2 separate regions of the Mus musculus genome follow, and region 1 is linked to region 2. The links are chromatin loops, found by intact Hi-C in ENCODE. Cell type or tissue: gastrocnemius. All regions are shown on one strand. Links, peaks and the distances in the headings refer to the core of each region. The heading gives the core; the rest is flanking DNA. Region 1 overlaps Cyp39a1 (cytochrome P450, family 39, subfamily a, polypeptide 1). Region 2 overlaps Rcan2 (regulator of calcineurin 2).

Region 1 (2,922 bases), core at 297-2,796, 170 kb after region 2:
TTCTTACTGGCTCTGTTTCGCTGAAGAGTACTTGATAATACAGCAACACTCTAATATTCTTCCTTTGCCATCTTCCTTTGTATAGATTCATGGTTATCTTCCTCAATATCATGGCCTTGTGGCCTCCCCCACATCTAAATTTCTGAGCCATTACTATGACTTAGCCATAGATGCTTCCAGATCTATTTTATTTATTCAGAGCTCCCTGAGCTACCTCCATCTCCATATTTATTTAAGTTTTACATTTTTATGAGTTGTTTTCCATTCTACAGTAATGACTTAAAAATGGAAGTCAGTGAAGCTATTACCATGAAACCCTGTTTGAAGGAATGATTTCCTGTTAAGAGAGAATAACAAGTTTTAAGAATACGTCAGGGTACAGAAGGAGCAAAGGGTTCTGTCTCCTTACACTGGAGCTGTGTCTAAGAGCTCCAAATTCAAACCCTGTGGACACTCAAGATTAATGTCACACTCCAGTTGTGACCTCTAGGTCTCTTGGACCCTCCATATTATCCCTACCACTCTCATTCTGGCCTTGTACTCTCCAAAGGCCAGGATTCTAGAGAACTTTATGTCAGGAAAGACTCCAGTAAATGTGGACAGACTGTGTGAGTCAGGGTGTTTGTCGTTTGTCTGTAGATACACGCTCACCTACAATCACACTCCCACCTGCAGACACACATCCACCTGCAGACACAAGCTCGCCTGCAGACACAAGCTCACCTGCAGACACACACCCACCTGCAGACACATGTCCACCTGCAGACACAAGCTCACCTGCAGACACATGCTCACCTGCAGACTCATGCTCACCTGTAGAGGCACATCCTCACCTGCAGCCACGTGCCTACACGTATGCAGATATGTACCATTGCATATCTCTGATCAGCTCTGCAGACCTGAAGCTCTGTGTAGGCCAATAGCCTTTTCTCATATTCACCAGAGTGCTTCTGGGATTCCAACTGTGAGCATTGCTAGTTCTCAATGATTCTAGTGCTCACATCTCCACATGATAAAAGCATAGCACTGCTGGGTTCACCTTCCAGGCTGGCATGACCAGAGCAGGGCTTAGGTACCCAGTCAAGTTTGTTTGGTTTGGATAAAAACTCCAAACAAAATATTTTCAAAATGGTATTTTTAGCCATTATACAGGAGGCGAGGGAGGGACAACTTTAACTGGCATCATATCTTATATAATAATATACTTTTTGAACAAAAAAATCAAATTATTTTTAATATTTCATACAATAGTCCATGACTTTACACACTAAGCACTGGGATTACCAGTGTGTGTCACAATTCGAAGCCCCCCCCTTTTTAAGTGGGTGCTGAAGAATGAACAAGTATAGGTCCTCACGCTTGTGCAGTGGCATCTTACCAACTGAGCCATGTCCCCAGCCCGAATCCCTGATTAAAACATGGCAGACATTCCCGATCAAACCATACATACTCCATGCGTCCTTGATTGTGTAAATTAATTTAGTACCTGCAGTGCCAAACACAGAAGATATGCTTTCTAAAACAGTCCTGTGGATATCGGGATGAGACAGGATATATCCAAGTGTCCAGAATGCAATCTGCAAAAGAGGAACACATACAACATAAAACTGTCTTACCAGGTAAATGCAGGCGGAGTCAGTGTTAGCCATAGACAGTTGAAAGAAGCAAGAACAGTGTTCCAGCTCCAACGATTAGGAGCTGGAGAGATGGCTTAGCATGCAAGAGCACGGGCTGCCTTCCGAAGGAAGGACACAGGTTCCATTCTCAAAACCTGCATCATGGCTCACAGCCATCTCTAATTTCAGTTCTGGAGGATCTGATGCCCTCTTCTGGCCTCTGTGGGCATTGCACACATGTGGCGCTGAGACATATGTGGGTAAAACACCCATACAAATAAAATAAAAATAAAGGGGGGAAAAACATTTTTTAAAACATGCTACTAAATATCACCATTAAAAACAACTAGATTTTATAAACAAGAGCGGTATCATATACCTTTTAGAGGTCAAATCTATAACTGATTATTGCTGTAGTTTAGCTTTGGTATTTATAGAGAGTTTCTTTGTTGAACTAGGGAAGGTTCCAGATTGTATTTACTAGCAAACAACATAAAATGTCATGTAGGCATACATTAAATATTCAGAACAAATCGTAATACTTAAGAATGTTAATACAACATGAAAACATTGTCATGATTTAATTTCCTTAAAATACAAATGTAGCAGCAGACAGTGGTAGCACACAGCTATAATCTCAGCTCTTGGGGAATAGAGGCAGGGGGATTGCCGCAAGTTCAAGGACAACTTGGTTTGCCTGTGACTGTGTAGCAGCCAGGCCTAGACAGCAAGACCACGTGGAGAGCAAGAAAGAATGTGTGAGAATGAACTAGGGGGTTTTCTTCTTGCACGTGAAGCATATTAATTTTAAATAATCCCAGGAAGCCACACTTAAATCTCGTTAAGTAACTTATGAGGCGCTGGAGGGGTAGATCAATGCTAAGACACTCGTGTGGTATGGACCGACAAGGCCACAGGCTCAACACCCAGCACTCTCCCACACCTCACCCAAGTACATCTGTACCTTCAGAAGAGCAGTCAGGTGCTCTTACCCACTGAGCCATCTCACCAGCCCCCAAGTACATCTGTAAAGCCTTTCTTTTTGGCCTATTAGGATTATTTGGTATATAATGTGATTTTTCAATGCCCAGTGGTAACTCAAGGTAATGCATGAATGATTTCATACTTGCTGTTCGTAGGAGCGTGGAACCTCAGTCTAGGCTTTTAAAGCCAAGCTGAGCGCAGCAGCTTTCCATATAGATTGGACAGCAAAGATCTCCATTAGAACCGTAATAAATCATAAATGTCTCCTACTGAGTATACTACATCCATCGTTTCCATCATCTAAGAATCCTGCTTCCACCCC
Region 2 (2,922 bases), core at 101-2,600:
GGACTCCCTCAGCCTGTGTATCCAGTAGTGTGCTGCCATACCCAGCCTTTAAAAAGATATTTTTTTAAAAAATAAAAATAATAAATGGATAATGTGAAACTCAAATGGAGCTGTTTGGTGCTAGCATCATGCTCACTGACACAAATCCCTTCCCTCTTGTGTATGTATATATACCTGCATGTGTGTGCATGCCTCCGTGGCAAGAGGATGTTGGGTCCCCTGAACTGGAGTTAGAAGGGGTTGTGTGCTGCCACGTGCATGCTGGGAACCAAGTTCAGATCCTCTGCAAGGCTGCCAAGTACTTGTAACCGATGAGCCTTTTCTCTGGCCCCATGCCTAGCTTTTTACTTGGGTCCTGGGGATTGAACTTGGGTCTCCATGTCTGTATTTTATGAGCTGAGCTGCCCTCCCAGATCTAATCCCACTTGTACTTTAAAGGTGATGGGTCTTCAATATTCTGTGCAACAATACATCAGTACCCTTATTTGAAGCAAAGGTATATAAATATAATAATTTGGCACTGACTTTGTAACATAGCCTAAACCTCCTTTATTGTCTGTTAGGACAAGATCAGAGGAAAAAAAGCTGGGTTTTGGAAGGAAACAATTTAACTGTTTGTCTCTCTAATGTCATCAACACTTTTGGGGGTGTGGGGAGGTTATATTCATTCTAACCTTCCATCCTTCCCAGATTTAAGTAAATCCCTTAATTCCTTCCAGAAGTAACATGTGAGCCCCACTCTAACAATCAGAGCCTCTTCATAATGCTATGGGGCACTTTCTTCACTGTTCTCACCTGACCAATCTCACTGCCTGGTACCCACTCCATTGCCCAGACATCCCAAGGGTAGAGCCAGAACTGTGCCACCAACTAGTTCTCACCCAGTCTGTAGAACCCATTGTTAAATTCCCAAGAATTTTCCTTGCTGTTTGTTAAATGTGACCACCATAACAGTCAAATTATCTTTAAGCCTTTTCAAACTGATCAATTATAACAGAAATCATAAACATTCAGAATTCGACACTGAAAGATTGTCACTTCATTTCGTTAGGATCCCAGCTCATGGGGCTATTTGCAACTCTTATGTGATGGAAAGGCTACCTTCTGGCATTAGAGCACATCTCGGGTTGATCCACATTCATGACTCCACATTGACAACTACAGTTGTCATGTGAAGACCAACGTTCAGGTTTTATCCCGCCTCAGTGAGCCTACTGTTAAGTATTAAGAGCTATAGATCAGGCGAGTTTGGTTCAGACAACGCTCCCATATGATTCCAAAGCAGCCAGTGTTAGAGAGGTGCTACTTTTGAAAGCCTAAGGTCCATCTCCAACCTCCTAAGACCTTCCTTTCTTCAACGCCACCTCTCTAGCCTTTTCCCTCCATCCACAGCACGGGCTCCATCTCTACAGTCAATCCTTCGTCCACTATTCTGTCCAATACATCATTGCCAAGATAAGCTCACTGCGTCTTGTTTTAGTATGTAAATATTTTAAAATATGATGAAACCGCAAACTTTTATTTCCTTTCCTGAAAACCACCTCTTTTAGAAGCTCACCTTCATTCTCCACATGGGAAGTCCGTGCCTGGATTGTAACCACCAGCAGGGGGCAGCAGCGACCACTGAGAGAGAAGCTGATGTCAAGCCAGCTTGACTGAGAAAGAGCACATATTTTTTGGGAGGGGGGGAATCGAAAACATTTCTAAATAGTTTGCTGGCTCATCATATCCTTTGTGTCAGCAAACTGCCTTGTAAAATGCAGGATATGTCATTTTCTACATTCTCAAGAAACAACCAAAGATATCATTTACTGCTTTTTGTGCCAATTAATCTGGTCTGGACTAGGGAGGACAGGAATGTTTCAGATTCCCACAGATTAGATTTAGGTGATTGCTACCTCAATCTGATCATGTTTTAAGTAATTAAACCTAGTTGCTTCAACTTTTTAAGATATAAATTCCGGAATACATGAACTGAGTACAGATTTCAAAGCACAGAATCCCTGCATTTAAAAAAGACAAGCCATGAAAGACAAGACCATTGAATAAGTAAATAATTGGACTGCATAACTCCACTGAGTTCTATGCAAGGCAAGAAAGTTGAATCTGAGTTTAAAGTAATACTACTAGACTACTGCGTGCCTTGGTTTGGGTTGCATAGTGAGTGTTATTTACAAGGAGTAGCCCCCGTCCCTATAGAAACAAATGATCCCTTATGCATTAGGAACCTGGGGTTCAAAACCAGGAGGGATCACAGAACAAACACCTTTTCAGGGCATGGAATAACAGTTTTGATACATGAAGTATGGATGAGGGCGTCCTGTCTCTTTCCATGACTCAATTATCGATATTCTCTGATCAGGTGTGCGTGCGTGTGTGTGTGTGTGTGTGTGTGTGTGTGTGTGTGTTCAATAAGACCCCATCAGAACCGTCATTGATCTGTGCCCTCCACCCTAGCATGGTGTGCCATTCACAACTGATGTTCTAAGCGGCCAGCGGAGGGCAGCAGCAGCAGCAGCTGGTGAGAAACCATCTTAAACAGAAGCTGTGAGGGCTGCGAGCATGGTGAATGCCATGTCTAAGAAAGAAAATTGCTTTAAAAGAAATGAGAGCTAGGGGTTAGGCTCTGAGGGACGGAGTCCTCAGGGAGTCAAGGAAAAAAAAAAGAGAATCCTCTGGAAAAGAGAAGAAAATGAGCTAAAACCAAAACCAAACCAATAAGGGTCAGGGAGGTATCTGCTCCAACATCCAGAATGCTGCTGACATCTACGTGGATGGAGAAGAACACACCACTAAGCTATATGGTCAAACTCAGAGAACACTGCCCCCGGAATGACATGCAGAAGGATTAGGTCCAGCTCCTCCGTAAGGTCATTGTGTTCTTAACTGCTGAGCCACCTCTCGCTGGCATCCCAGAATCTT

Evidence for each region. Peaks named below come from ENCODE experiments on the same cell type or tissue, not always from the same donor. Only the 100,000 strongest peaks of a DNase experiment are listed, where the experiment ranks them.
Region 1: a loop joins it to region 2, with 7 times the contacts of the local background. A loop is called at or near these places in 32 of 42 quality-filtered maps.

Annotation. Positions count from the first base shown.
Region 1 is chr17:43,700,132-43,703,053 of GRCm38, reverse strand. It overlaps Cyp39a1 (cytochrome P450, family 39, subfamily a, polypeptide 1), which reads right to left. Exons shown (of 12, transcript NM_018887.4): 7 at 1,487-1,577. Among named protein-coding and RNA genes, the nearest start is that of Gm25783, 3.2 kb to the right of the region's middle. In gastrocnemius, for the core only: a CTCF peak has its summit at 1,835 (motif pointing left); a DNase peak (open chromatin) is centred at 1,826.
Region 2 is chr17:43,868,593-43,871,514 of GRCm38, reverse strand. All of the region lies in intron 2 of Rcan2 (regulator of calcineurin 2), which reads right to left. Among named protein-coding and RNA genes, the nearest start is that of Rcan2, 68 kb to the right of the region's middle. In gastrocnemius, for the core only: CTCF peaks have their summits at 1,597 (motif pointing right) and 2,496 (motif pointing right); DNase peaks (open chromatin) are centred at 314, 1,608 and 2,499.